2 separate regions of the Homo sapiens genome follow, and region 1 is linked to region 2. The links are chromatin contacts, found by Hi-C or POLR2A ChIA-PET in ENCODE. All regions are on one chromosome and are shown on one strand. The core of a region is the stretch at or near the end of the contact, and the rest is flanking DNA. Distances in the headings are between cores, read along the strand shown. Region 1 overlaps MCOLN2 (mucolipin TRP cation channel 2). Region 2 has its middle 17 kb from the start of MIR4423.

Region 1 (7,460 bases), core at 582-3,081, 200 kb before region 2:
ATGACAAGAGAAGACTATTCAGTGGCAGTTAAAGCCATGGGAGTGACGGCCCCTCAGAGAGACCACTGGGAAGGACAGCGTCGGGGATGGGGAGCAATGTTTGAGAATTAGAAAAGGAGATGAGCTCAGGAATGGGATGGAGCAGAAAGGCCAGAGGAGAAGCAAACAGAACCAGGGACAGGCGACCCTCAGAGAACAGACTGCGGTCAGAGTCTTCCACAGCAACACCTCTGCAGAGACAGCATTGAAGAGAAATGCCAGAGTGTCTATGGACTTAGTAATGCAAAGATGTGGGTGACACTGGCATGAGTGTCTGAGGGCAAAGCAGCTCCTACAATGGGTGGCGAGCAGAGACAGCCAGCTGGTAAATGCAACTCTCTGAGCAAATGATTTCATCTTACTAAGCTTCAGATGTCCCACCTACAAAATGGGGAGGGCAAGCGTACTGGTTCCTGAGGCTGCCATGAGAATCAGGTGGAACAGTCTGTGTGAAGTGCTTGTTACAGTAGTGCCCAGTGCCTAGCACTTACATTTACCCTTAGCCATTTACACTCAAGAAAGTTATCTTGAGGTATCATCTAATGGGTAGGTAAGAAAACAACTTAGCTCTATCATAATGCAAGATTTTTTTTCCCCTTGGATCCATGGAATGGGGCAGAGGAAACAGAGGCAGCTCTTGGGAAGATAAGACTGAAAATCTTATGAAATGCAAGGACAGCATCTAGTACCTTCCTTTCTGACATAAAACTAGAACACAAATCTCTAAGACAGTTTGCATTGGACCTTGTTTACAGATGGGAAAACAAGCAGGCTTAGAAACAGAAACCAGTCCTCCTAACAGAATCCAGTATAGGATTCTGTTTTTCTTTGAATTACTGAGAAGACTAGTTCTATGGTATGCTAAAAATATGTATTTTATGAACATCTTGGCCAGGCGCGGTGGCTCACGCCTGTAATCCCAGCACTTTGGGAGGCCGAGGCGGGCAGATCATGAGGTCAGGAGTTCAAGACCAGCCTGGCCAATATGATGAAACTCTGTCTCTACTAAAAATACAAAAAATAGTCGGGCGTGGTGGGGTGTGCTTGTAGTCCCAGCTACTTGAGAGGCTAAGGCAGAAGAATTGCTTGAACCCAGGAGGTGGAGGTTGCAGTGAGCAAGATCGTGCCACTGCACTCCAGCCTGGGAGACAGAGCGAGACTCTGTCTCAAAAAGAAAGAAAGAAAGAAAGAAAAAAAACATCTATATCACCCATCACTGGGGAATCCCGCCAAGAAGGAGTCCCCCAATTCCTCCCCAAGCCCCTCATCTCCAAATTCCTATATTTATGAAACCAAGTTAAATGAAGACATGGCACATTTAGAGAGGGGACTTCGGAGTCACAAAAGGCAGCATGAGGTTTGTATGTGAAAATGGACATTCACCTGCATTTGCTTCAATATGGGTAATGACAAAGGAGAGAGGAGCCTGGGGGTAAGCGTGTGGGTGTGAATGAGCCTCTGAACTGTTAGAAATAGTGTAAGTGTCCCACCAGATGTCGCCCTTGTCCTTGCCCACTTCCCCCAAAGCCAAGGCAATCTCAATCCACCAGACAGCTTCATATAGGGGAAAAAGTCCATTTCCTAAGATGGTTTCCAAACATAAGTTTTTTAAGGCTTTCACATCACATCATCTTATTTTAAATTCACATTCTCCTAGTGATAGAACCTGGTTTCTTAAGACACAGCTCTAGGAGAATATGTAAATCTTAAAAGAGCTTTTACCCAGTGGTCTAGGAGGCTTGTGTTTCTCCTCATTGGCCACAGGAGGGGGCTAGAGATACTCTCTTCTGAGCACAAGCAAGGAAAACCCCTAACGTTGCAAGGAGGGCAGCAGGCGGAAGGAAAAACTCACTGTTCTGGAAATGCATTTGACTGACTAGCTTGGAAATTTCCATCATTTTGATCTTTATAATGATATTCCAAATCACATATTTGACAAAGGTTAGTTTCTTTTCACAGAAAATTGGCAACCTATACTTGGACTTAGAAAATATGCCCCTGATCTCTGCGTATCTGTAAGAGAGTGGTGTATGCTGGGGAATAGTAACCACTTTTTAACAGAAACTGAAACTATAATCGGTGGCTTAAGTCAGTCAGTGAAATTATTGAAACCAAAACTTCAATCGTCAGGACATATTATACATCTGAAAAGCAGCAGGCCACAAATCAAATATACTTTAAAACAAATATAAAACAGAAGCCACAGGTATTTTACATTTTATTTCATTCTGATAACCTGGTCAAAAGGAAAGTCATTTAAACAAAATCTGCAAAATAAAAAACACTGAGCATCCATCATTAACATCATCCTAATTCTTTACTGAGCAAACAGAACAGGTTCCATAGGTAGCCCATGATATTTTATTTTATTTTAATTTTTTTATTTATTTTACTTATTTTTGAGACAAAGTCTCACTCTGTTGCCCAGGCTGGAGTGCAGTGGCATGATCTCGGTTCACTGCAGCCTCTGCCTCTCAGGTTCAAGCAATTCTCCTGCCTCAGCCTCCCAAGTAGCTGGGATTACAGGTGCATGTGCCACCATGCCCGGCTAATTTTTGTGTTTTTAGTAGAGACGCGGTTTTGTCATGTTGACCAGGCTGATCTTGAACTCCTGACATCAAGTGATCCACCCGCGTAGGCCTCCCAAAGTGCTGGGATTACAGGTGTGAGCCACTGTGCTCAGCAGTAGCCCATTTTAAACATGTGGATTAAGAGATGTTTTTTGAGCAATGACTGAGTAAATGACTCAGCATTTGCAGCGGTTGCTGTCTGGGCTCTGAAGGCCCTGATCCTTCCCCACTGTCCAAGGCTCAGATCAAAGCATACCTTCTCCAAGAATCATTTCTTTTCCTACTCTGCCCCACTCAAACTTATTACCTTTGCTTTTTTTCTCCTCATACTTTTTGTATGTATACCCTTATTTCTCTCCATAACACATCACAGATTTTATAAGCACGTCAGTCTCTCTCACTAAGGCATTTTCTTCCTTTTCCCATAATGCCTAGCAATTAATATGTGCCAACTCTTGTGTTCAGTGCTTTGCTTTATATACTAATTCATTTAATATTCAATATCCTGGAAGGTAAGTTTAGGCTGAGTATGCCCTATCCAGAATGATTTGGGACCAAAAGTATTTCAGATTTCTTTTGATTTTGGAATACTTGCATTATACTTACAGGTTGAGCATCCGAAATCCAAAAATTCAGAATCCAAAATGCTCCAATAAGCATTTCCTTTGAGCTTTGGTCATGTCAGTGCTCAAATGTTTCAAATTTTAGAGCATTTTGATTTCAGATTTTTCCGATTTGGGATGTTCAACCTATACTATTACTCTCATTTTACATAGAAAGATACTGAGACAGACAGGTTAAGTAACTTGTACAAGATCACAGGCACAGTAAACAGAACTGGGACCGAAACCCAGGCAATCTGGCTCCAGAGCTAAGCTCCTAACCACTGAGTCATGCTACCTCTTCTAAGAGGCATATAATAAACATTTGCTGAATTAAACAAAAATACAAGGCTTTGGGATATTCTTTACAGGATCTAATGCTCGAGGCGGTTTTCTTCCTATTATCATGCAAACAAACCATTTAAATACCCCAAGCCACAAAATAAAGTGTTAAAAATCATCTATAATTCCCATGGGCAAGTATATAGCATACTTACTAGATCCAAATATGTTCAAGTCTTTACATTCTTCAATTTTGGCATCACTGTCAAAATAGATTTTGATTTTGCCACTGTGAGCTTTATTGTCAAAGATAATCTGGAGACACAAATGTATAGCGAGATTACAACACAGAAGAAAGTATAACATGTTAGATCAAATCTGCTTAAAAAAAAAATCACTGGCATCCAGTGTGCTGATCCAAAGAGAATTACACAGGCCAGCAAAATGGCTGACTAGAATTACTTGACACTCATTTCCTGCACCCCCCACCACACACACACACACACACACACGGGACCAAAATAATGAATAAACAACTATATTTTGACTGAAATCACTAAAGAAGTACACTGGAGAGCACCAGGGTAGCAGGAAAATCCTGTGGAGCATGAAAGCCCAGGACAGCAACATAGGAAGGGGAGCAAGGCACCCTGCCTCTGCCACACTGTCTCCCCAGCCAGGATCAGCTTAGAGCCAGGGGAATCTCTTTGGATAGGAAAACGTTAGGCTAGAGACTCTGGTGGTCCTCATTATGGCCACAGAATGCCAGCAGTCCTTGCTACAGGAGAGCCCTCCAGTCCTCACAGGCTTTGAATCCAGTTTGGAGAGGTGCCGGGAGTTCATACAGCCATGCTGCCCCAGAGTGGAAGCACACATTGCGCACTCTTCACCTCTGTGACCTAAGCTGCTATGGCATGACACCATTTAGAGACCAGATGCTAACAGAGTGTGTTCTGCCCTGGGGGCCAGTACTCTTTGTGTCTCTCCATCCCTGAAGTCCTGCCATTATTCTACCATGTTCACAAAGGTGCCTGCAACACCATGACACTGGCTGCCTAGAGCCTAGACCTGATGGAACATCTGAGACCCTGACATCTGAATCCATGCAGCACCCCTTCCTGCCCCTGCCCCTGGGAACAGGCAGAAGTGCACAGCAGGAAGCTGCCAAACAGCTGGCTGGTGTGCTGTGCTTGTGCACACTTGGGCCACACAGTTGGCTGTCTCTCCACACCCACACAGGCCTGACAGCCAGTTCAGCTGTAACTTCGCATCTCTAAAGAGCCTGCCTCACAGCCTACTGGCCCCACCACAACCATGCACACCTGGCCTGACAACCAGCTGGGCAGCAATTGCCCCTACCCAGTTGAAGAGCCTGCCACACAGCCTGCTGCTTATCATGTATGCACATGTCCAGCCCGACAACAAGTCTGGCATCCCTGCCTCCAGCAAAACTGTGTCATTGCTGTTAAAAACTCCCTCAGCTTAGGCCACTGAGCCAATCACAGACATCACTGACAAGGAGTACAACTGAACAAACTGCATGGACACCATACTACTGAGTCTGCCCAGAACCAAAGCCACTATAACCAACCAACACCCTAGGGCCCATCTACAGGAAAAAGTCTATCCCTGTGAAAGCTATTCCATAAAATTGGAAAAAGCAACTATTTCACTAGATGCATAGATAACAATGTAGGGACACAAGAAACATGAAAAGGCAAGAAAACATGGCACCCAAAAGAACATAATAATTCTCAAGTAGCAGACCCCAAAGAAAAGGATATTCATTAAATGCCTGAAAAATTCAAAATAATGATCTTAAGAAAGCTCAGTGAGATATAAAAGAATACAAACAATTCAATGAAACCAGGAACATAATTTATGATTTGATTGAGAAATTCAACAGAGAGACATAGCATAAAAAAGAACCAAACAAAAATCTTGGAGCTGAATTATTCAATGAGTGAAATTAAAAAATTACAATTGAGAGCTTCAACAACAGACTACATCAAGCAAAGAAAAATGAATTTCTGGCCGGGTGCAGTGGCCTGCCTGTAATCCCAGCACTTTGGAAGGCCAAGGCAGGTGGATCATTTTAGGTCAGGAGGTTGAGACCAGCCTGGCCAACATGGTGAAACCCCATCTCTAATAGAAAATACAAAATTAGCTGGGTGCGGTGGCAGGTGCCTGCAATCCCAGCCACTGGGGAGGCTGAGGCATGAGAATCACTTGAATCTAGGAGGCGGAGGCTGCACTGAGCTGAGATCACACCACTGCACTCCAGCCTAGGCAATAGATTGAGACTCTGTCTCGATAAAAATAAAGTAAAATAAAATGAAAAGAATTTCTGAACTTGAAGACAGGTCTTTTCAAATAACCCAGTTGAAATCTTCTCAAGTCTTGGGAGAGATATGGACATCCAGATCTAGGAAGCTCAAAGATCCCCAATTAGATTCACCCCAAAAAGATTCTCTCCAAGGCCCATTATAATCAATCTGTCAAAAGTCAAAGACAGAGGCAATTCTAAAAGCTGCAAATAGGCCGGGCGCGGTGGCTCACGCCTGTAATCCCAACACTTTGGGAGGCTAAGGCAGACAGATCACGAGGTCAGGAGATCAAGACCATCCTAGCTAACACGGTGAAACCTCGTCTCTACTAAAAATACAAAAAAAAATTAGCTGGGCGTGGTGGCAGGTGCCTGTAGTCCCAGCTACTCAGGAGGCTGAGGCAGGAGAATGGCGTGAACCTGGGAGGCAGAGCTTGCAGTGAGCGGAGATTGTGCCACTGCATGCACTCCAGCCTGGGCAACAGAGCAAGACTCCGTCTCAAAAAATAAAAATAAAAAAATACTGCAAGAGAAAAACATCAAGTCACACATAACAGAATCTCCATTAGACTATCAGAACATTTCTCAGCAGAAACCAGGCAGGCCAGGAGAGAATGAGATGATATATTCAAAGGGTTTAAAGAAAAAAAAAAACAACAAAACTGTCAGTCAAGAATACTATATCCAGCAAAGCCATCCTTCAGAAATGAAGAAGAAATAAAGACCTCCCCAGACAAGCAAAAGCTGAGGGAATTTTCACCACTAGACCAGCCTTTCAAGAAATGCTTGAGGGAGCACTAAAACTGGAAATGAACAATAATTATCATGAAAACATGTGAAAGCATAAAACTCAACAGTAGAGGTAAGTTTATAATCAAATTCAGAATACCCCAGTATTGGAATGGTGCTATATAAATCTCTTAGTCCTCTAGTATGAAGGTTTTAAGTCAAAATTGTAAAAAACAAACACAAGTACAATTAGAGGCTAAGGAACTCACAATAAAGACATAAATTAAGGCAACAAAGAGAATTATGCCAATGAAAATGTTCACATCACAAGATTTCTTCACAACTTTCTGTTATTAGTGAAACAAATATGATTGAAAGGGCTAATATGTGAAGTTTTACTAAATACAGGATATCAGATATCTGGTTCAGAGAAATCCTAGAGAAAAACAGACAACCAGTCCTAGGAATAAAAACCAAAATTAACTAACCTTTGAAAGAACACAAATGATCTCATTTATTATTCTGAATTGAATTTAAAAGCATTTCCTTCAATTTAGTTCTTTGGGTATGAAATTCTAGTTTTTGTTAGGCTAGAAATTATTTTTCTATTTGTTTCAAGAGCTACATATAATGTTTTCAGAAAGAACAAAGATTGCTCCAAGACTGCAGGCTGAACTTAAGATGTCCAAATGCCCTCAATCTTCTACCTTATGAAATTTAAATCAATCATTTAAATCATTTACAGTTTATAAGTGATATATGCCAAGTACTTATTAGGGTGAACACATTAAGAAAACCAAAAAGTTCACTGGCAGAGCTTGGAGAGCCGGATATGTAGGTGATCAAATCCACATGCACCTGCCTGTCTCTGAACACAAGCCAGGTTTGCCCAAGATCACACACTCAAACCAA
Region 2 (6,948 bases), core at 795-3,294:
ATATGCATTCATTTCTTTTGGATAAATATCTAGGAATGGAATGTCTGGATTCTGTGGTATGTATATGTTGACTTTTTAAAGATAATACTAAATAAAAGTGGTTGTGCCATTTTACATTCCCACCTGCAGTATATGAGAGTCTCATTTCTTCCACATTCTTGCCAGTAGGGTCACTGTTTTCAAATTTAGCCATTCTAATTGCTGTGTGGTGGTATCTTTTTGTGGTTTTAATTTGCATTTCCTAATGACTAATGATAGTGGTTAATTTTCATGTCTTCATTTGCCATTCATATATACTCTTTCATGAAGTGTTTGTTCATGTATTTTGCTCATTGCAGGGAGCAAGGGGAGTGTTTTTTTAATTATTATTGAGGTTTTGGAATTTTTTATACATCCCAGATGCCAGCCATTATCAGATATATGCAAATATATACTCCCAATGTGGTTCATCTTCTTATTCTCTCAACAGGGTCTTTCAAAGTGCAGAAGTTTGTAAATTTGATGAAGTTCAGTTTATTAAAAAAAAAAAATTTTATGTATCATGTTTTTGGTGACCAATCTGAGAAATCTGTGCATAATCCAAGGTTTTCTTCTAGAAGTTTTATACTTTTAGGCTTTACATTTAGGTCTATTATGTATTTTGAGTTCACTTTTACATATGGTATGAGATGTGGATCAAAGCATTTTTTTCATGCAAATATTTTATTGTTGCAGCACCATTTGTTGAAAAGACTATTCTTTCTTCACTGAATTGTCTCATCAAAAATCAGTTGTCCGTATATGTATGAATCTATTTCTGAACTTTTATTCTATTGATTTGTCTATTTTGATGCCATTACTATACCATCTTGATTACTGTCACTTTATAAGTCACCTTAAAATCAGATAATGTTGGTCCTCCAACTCTGTTCTTTTTCAAAGTTGTTTTGGTTAGTCCTTCGTATGTGTATGTATATTTTAAAAATTTACATATGCAATTCTGACTTTCATAAAATTTCCACTAGGTGATTTGTTAGAAGCCCAACAACCTCCTTGTGACCTAGGCCCTGTTTAAATGCATTAAGGATATGGCTGATAATGGCTTAAGTACTGTTCCCTACTGGCTGAAGCTGAAAGTAGACCTGAGAAGTTGAGATGGCTAATACAAAAGCCAACAGTCTTTCAGAAGTGAACATAACATGGAACTGTAGCAGGAGCATCGAGGGACCCCACAGTTAGCAAAAAGAACCAACAGAACCTAAGGAATACTTCCAGTACTTTCTTAGGCATAGTTTAATATGCTCCCATTTTAAAATAAAGTACAAATAAACCCTATCCATCATTAACACTTTAGCATTTGAATCAGGTGATGAGAGCACATTCTTCCAGGCAAGATTGTAAAACCAAATGGAAGGCAAGATTTCCCTGGAGGTAGAGAAGGAGGAGACAGATTCTGTTGGGCACAGGAAGGAAAGGCAAGACTGCTTGGGATATCTGAGGCCCAAGGCAGCCAGAGGTGGCACATGGCCACTGGGGCCTGAGGGGAAAGGATTTACCAAAAGAGGTGAGAATATGCTGCTTTGACCACTTTGCAAATTAACTGGGTGCCCCATGGCAGCAATTGCCTAGTGATTACCTGGAAAATCTTTATGTGTGTGTGTGGTTTTTTTTTTTTTTTTTTGACTGCCTATGTGCAGTTCAGCATTTCCACTTCCTGCTCCATTTACAAAAGGGTCCCAAAGTTTATCTTGTGACATTTGGTCCTTTATTAAGAGGAAGCAATAGGTGGTCATTTTTAGAGGATAACATCCTGTGCTTTTACCATTTCCATAAAAGGGAGGGGATTTAGCTACTTCTCAAGAGAAAAGAGTATGAGAGAATCACTTCCAGCTTCTCTTTAAACCCCTAATTTACTGTTCCCCAAGTCACAAAGAATGACTCATCTGAGTAGTGAATTGAGAAGAACTTGAGCATGCTTGGCTAGGGGCCTTCTGCATTCTCTCACCACACACCAGCCTGTTGGTAATACATACTTTTATGGTGCTGACAGCCTCTGCCCATGCCAGGAGAGGTCTTTTTTCATTAACTCCACCAGTGACTAGGTGGGGATGATCAGATCACAGAGGATATATGAAGAAGCCCACTTGGCCATAGACCCAAGTCATATTCTCCAGCTTACCTTTGTCAAAAGTAAATTTGGTATTTTGATCTCTATGTCTGGCTCCTATGCCCTGGTTCTAATCTTAGGAAGGAAAGATACATTTTTGGTGGTTTCCTACCAACCCTATGTTGGTAGTTCAGGCGAAAATATGCTGGTAGGAAAGGGTTAAAAGTGTGAGAGGAAACAAAATGAAAAAAAAAAAAATGTGTTCAGGGAAACAGCACTGAGAAGTCCTCAAGGCAGAAATGCAGGCTGTAAGAATTGGGCTTTAGCTCTGTTCCTGCCAGTGTGGAACCTACAGGGTTCATGAAGAATGGGCCCCATTTGGGACACAATCTCAGACTGCAGACAGACCCTCCCCAACCCTGCTATAGGAGACCTTTCACTCTCTCTATCGCCAGCTCCGGGTGGGAATTAGTCAAGTGTCTTACCTAGACATGGTGCTTTTGTTCCTTAAAAAGAAAACAGACTGGTGTTATCTGTGTGTTCAACTTTCAATGCAGCTTTGACTTTTCTTGTGTCCCAACATTTGTGATAGAAAAGATGGAGATTGTCTTAGTCCACTTTGTGTTGCTATAAAGGAAAACCTGAGGCTAAGCAATTTATAAAGGAAAAAGGTTTATTTGACTCATGATTCTGGTGGCCAGAAAGTTCAAGATTGGGTGAGGGCTGCTGGCTGCTTCCATTCACAGGAGAAGGTGAAGGAGAGACAGTGTATGCACAGGTCACGTGGCGAGGAAGGGGTGGTGGTGGAGGGAGAGTGTGCAAGGAAGTGCTAGGCTATTTTTAACAACTGGCTGTATTGGAATGAATACAGTGAGAATTCACTCCTTACTCCACCTCCCAGGGAGGGCATTAATCTATTCATGAGGAATCTGCCTCCATGACCCAAACAACTTTCACCTCCCAAGACACCACACTGAGGACTAAATTTTGACAAGAGATTTGGTGGAGACAAACAAACCATATCCAGACCATAGCAGAGACTAAACTCAGTATTTCCCAAAGTGTGGTATGCATGTTAAGGTGTACATAACTGTACATAGAGCTCACACCTTAATTATCTCAATAGTTGTGAATTCATTTTAGTGTATAGAAAAAACTGTTTAACTCGTTAATGACAAGTGATACTGGTTTTCCATATATGGCAGCAGTGTGAAGTTTTACATTTCAATTTTTTTCAATTGAAAAAATAATTTTAGATAAAATAAAGTAATATTACACACAGTATTTAAATATGGTAGAAATTGTGCAGGTTGTCTGTGAATGATGGGAGTCTAGGATAGCTAAAAGTAATTTGGTAAGAATTACAAGATATACCTAAGGTCAGGAGTTCACGACCAGTCTGGCCGACATGGTGAAACCCCAGCTGTACTAAAAATACAAAAATTAGCTGGGTGTGGTGGCACGTGCCTGTAATCCCAGCTACTCAGGAGGCTGAGACAGAATTGCTTGAACCCGGGAAGCAGAGGTTGCAGTGAGCCGAGATCACACCGCTACACTCCAGCCTGGGTGACAGAACAGGACTCCATCTCAAAAAAAAGAAATAATTACAAGATATTCATTACTTGTATACAAATGAATACAAAATATTCATTACTTTTTAGAAGCTATTAATAGCAATGTTGGTTCTAACAGTGATGAATTCTAAGATTTGTGATGAACTAATACCACAAATCTTTTAGAGGTTAATTATAATCACACAAAGTTCACCAACAATTGAATCTTTTTTTTTGGCTTCCAAAATGACACTTACTGTGAAATATCCTGATTTACCCACCCACTGACTTGTAGTCACTAATTTTCCCAAGACCACTTTAACTATAAAAAAAAGACAAGTCGTTTTTTAAAAAGAGATAAAACATTACTCTCTTAACCACAAATAATTACTCAGGAGTGAATATTTTTAAAATTATGTAGACATTGCGATTATAGTACTTAGTCTTTTCCTAATGTCCTGATGCCTGCAACTTACTTTGAAATGCACAAAAAAATATGACAAATAATGGATAGATATGTGATTGAGCAAATATAACAAAAAGCTTATAAATTATAGAATCTGGATGCTAGATATATGGGTATTCACCATAAAATTTTCAATTTTTCTATAAAGTTGAAAGTGTTCATAAACGTTGAGGGAAAAGACACTGGTATGGCTTCTTTTATGTATATTTCCTTGGCTTTATAGGTGAATTTGATATAGAGTACAGATCAAATGTAGATTTATAACCTTGGACAGATGGCACTTTATGCTCTGACATTTCTTATCTACCAGCCTAGACAAGTAGTTTTCACTTACCTAACGATTCAAACTTGCTCTTAGGTTAAAGAGTGGGTTTTACAATGGCCACAGGGGGAGAAAAGGCAAAAACAGACGCAAACAGGCTGGCAACCTGCATCTCGTTTCTTGAACAAAGGTCAAGAACAAGGGGTCACCGTTCAATATCTGCAGCTGTGAAAAAAATGTGAGCTGCAGGCATGCTGTTTCATAACTTTCACACAAAAAAGTCTTGAATGTGAGGGGCTTTCCTGTTTCTTCATTAAATGTGTACTGCACTTTTCTAAAGTTGAAATTTTAAACTCTCTTTGGAAAATTATTTTGAAGAGTGGAATTTCCAAAGTATATAGAATATAGAGGGCAACACCAAGTTTCTACTACATCTATACCTCCATTAAGCAAGAAAGCCAGATTAACCCAAATAACTTAAAAGCATGTCAAGTGGCCTTATGAAACAAATAAGAATGAAGTTAACCCAACCCAAGGGCAATGTTTACGCATTTTCTCATTGCTTAAAACAAGCACTTGACATTGAGGAAAATAAAAACATTAAATGTAGTGCCTGTCCCTCAAAGTGGTTTCTCTGCTATTTTTTCTAATAAGGAAGAGTTCTACTTATAGGGTTCATTCAAGTTTATGAAAATGTTTTAACAAAATGAAAAATAGTTTTTTCCAGTTCTAGAGAAAGTGCATATGAAGTAAATTAGGTCAAAATTAAGAGGATATATTTTGCTCTTTATGATTTCTATAAAGAAATGATGCATTTTAACAAAATATTTCTTAAAGATGTTTCTTTGTCATGGTGAGATGTGCATTTTCATACACATATCACATAAATAATTGTTTCGACTGTGTTCTGCAGCAAAGAAATGCTACAAAAAATCACCCCAAATTTACCCACCGACTTGTAGTCATTAATTTTCCCAAGACCACTTTAACTATAAAAAAGACAAGCCATTTTTAAAAAAGAGATAACATTACTCTCTTAACCACAAATAATTTATTACTCAGGAGTGAATATTTTTAAAATTATGTAGACATTGCGATTATAGTACTTAGTCTTTTCCTAACAAAAAGACAACCATTCTCAAGTATCTTATTACAGTTATTCATTGATTAACAATTAATTGAACAGCTTCTATGTTATAGTCCCTAGGCATATGGCAATGAACTAGATTGTTATACAAAGTCCCTGCTGCCATGGAGATTACATTCTACAGGAGTGGACATAGACAATAAATGAATAAACAAATAAATAAATGAGATAATTTCAGATAATGATAAAGCCTTGAAGCCCAGGTGATAGACAAAAAGTGACAATGGATGTGGGTGTAGTTTTTTAAACATTTTTCTTCTTAAATTTGGTTTAAATGTAAACATTTACCAAAGTGATAAATATCTGCAGTTTAGTCAGATAGTACCATAAGTATTTATTAATAGCATTTATTACAAAAAAACCCAGAAATCTCCATCTGCTTCTTCCCCTTATTCTCAGAGCAGGCTGTTCAGAAGCAGGCTCTTTGAAGTGACATTTGAGCAGAGAAGCGAATGACAAAAAGGAACTGCTTAAGTAACATCTGGATAAAGAGCTTTCCAGACAGGGGCAATGGCAAGAGCAGAGAGCCTCAGACAGCAATGAGGGTCCCCAGTGTTGCTAGAGCCAGGGAGCAAGGGAGAAGGCCTAGGAAATGATGCAGTATATCTTTTTCATAGTAGCTTCCATGAATAGACTGGATCGTGGGTGTAGAGAGGGGAGAGTGATAGCAGAGAGGAAATATGAGATTGAGGGATGATGGTGGCTTGGACTAGGGTATTAGCAGTGACAAACTCCAATGCAGTTTAAGACACACAGCACTTAGACCTGTTGATGGCTGGGATATACAGGGGGGACAGGGTAAGAAAGACTCCAATTTTGGAGCAACAGGGTTCAGATGATTAGGAAAGTGTTGTGTATATTTGTCACTGTTTTGCCTGCTCGGCATCCAAATCTCCTTCTGCGATCATAGAATCTACTTACTATGTAAATTCTAAGAAAGGATGCAAGCTAATTCCTCTCTGCCTCCTGGAAGCTGGAGTACAATCTCATGCTTCTGTCTGGGACTGTGAATCAGGAGTAATGGAGAATGAGGATGTTTTCTAACTAACTCCAGTGGGGAGTACATGAGGCTGCTTAGTGACAGTGACAGCAACAGCAGTGTCATAACCAGGTATGGCCTTGATTGCTGTCATTCTGACGACCTAGCCTCTCTTAGTTTCTGTTTCTTTTCCAAGTCTATTTCTCAAGCTTGCCCATTAAAAAAAATTTAAAAAGAGGTATGACATATAAAGGGCACAAATCTTAAGTATGCAACCTGATATGTAAACACCTATGAAACCACCACCTAGACCAAAATATAAAAGACTTTCAGCACCCTCAAAGTCTTCCCTTTGATACACTATTTTCTCAACAAATTCAATTTCTGCCTGAGTTAGCAAGTCCATTTCAGGCTGAGGCAGAATGCAATCAAGAAATCTGACTTGTGGCACTTCA

What was found. Hi-C counts contacts between places; a loop is a spot of excess contacts on that map. ChIA-PET counts read pairs that join two places held with the same protein, here RNA polymerase II (POLR2A). Pooled maps may share reads with other maps.
Region 1: a map with no recorded cell type shows a loop between it and region 2 (5-fold over the local background). The contact joins two enhancer-like sites. A Hi-C loop is called at or near these places in 3 of 37 single-sample maps with no recorded cell type and 9 of 50 pooled maps. POLR2A ChIA-PET finds 5 or more read pairs at or near these places in 4 of 52 experiments (AG04450, Panc1, activated B cell and 1 more).

What each region holds. Positions count from the first base shown.
Region 1 is chr1:84,943,325-84,950,784 of GRCh38, forward strand. MCOLN2 (mucolipin TRP cation channel 2) reads right to left here. Exons shown (of 14, transcript NM_153259.4): 7 at 3,709-3,808. Among named protein-coding and RNA genes, the nearest start is that of MCOLN2, 50 kb to the right of the region's middle. RefSeq lists enhancers at 1,642-1,936, 4,826-5,025 and a silencer at 4,706-4,755. Within about 2 kb of position 1,832, at least 24 of the 41 ENCODE cell types and tissues checked have a DNase peak (open chromatin) inside an H3K27ac peak, as active enhancers do.
Region 2 is chr1:85,147,092-85,154,039 of GRCh38, forward strand. It overlaps a transcript of SYDE2 not described here. Among named protein-coding and RNA genes, the nearest start is that of MIR4423, 17 kb to the left of the region's middle. RefSeq lists enhancers at 1,735-1,864, 5,739-6,240. Within about 2 kb of position 2,045, at least 2 of the 41 ENCODE cell types and tissues checked have a DNase peak (open chromatin) inside an H3K27ac peak, as active enhancers do.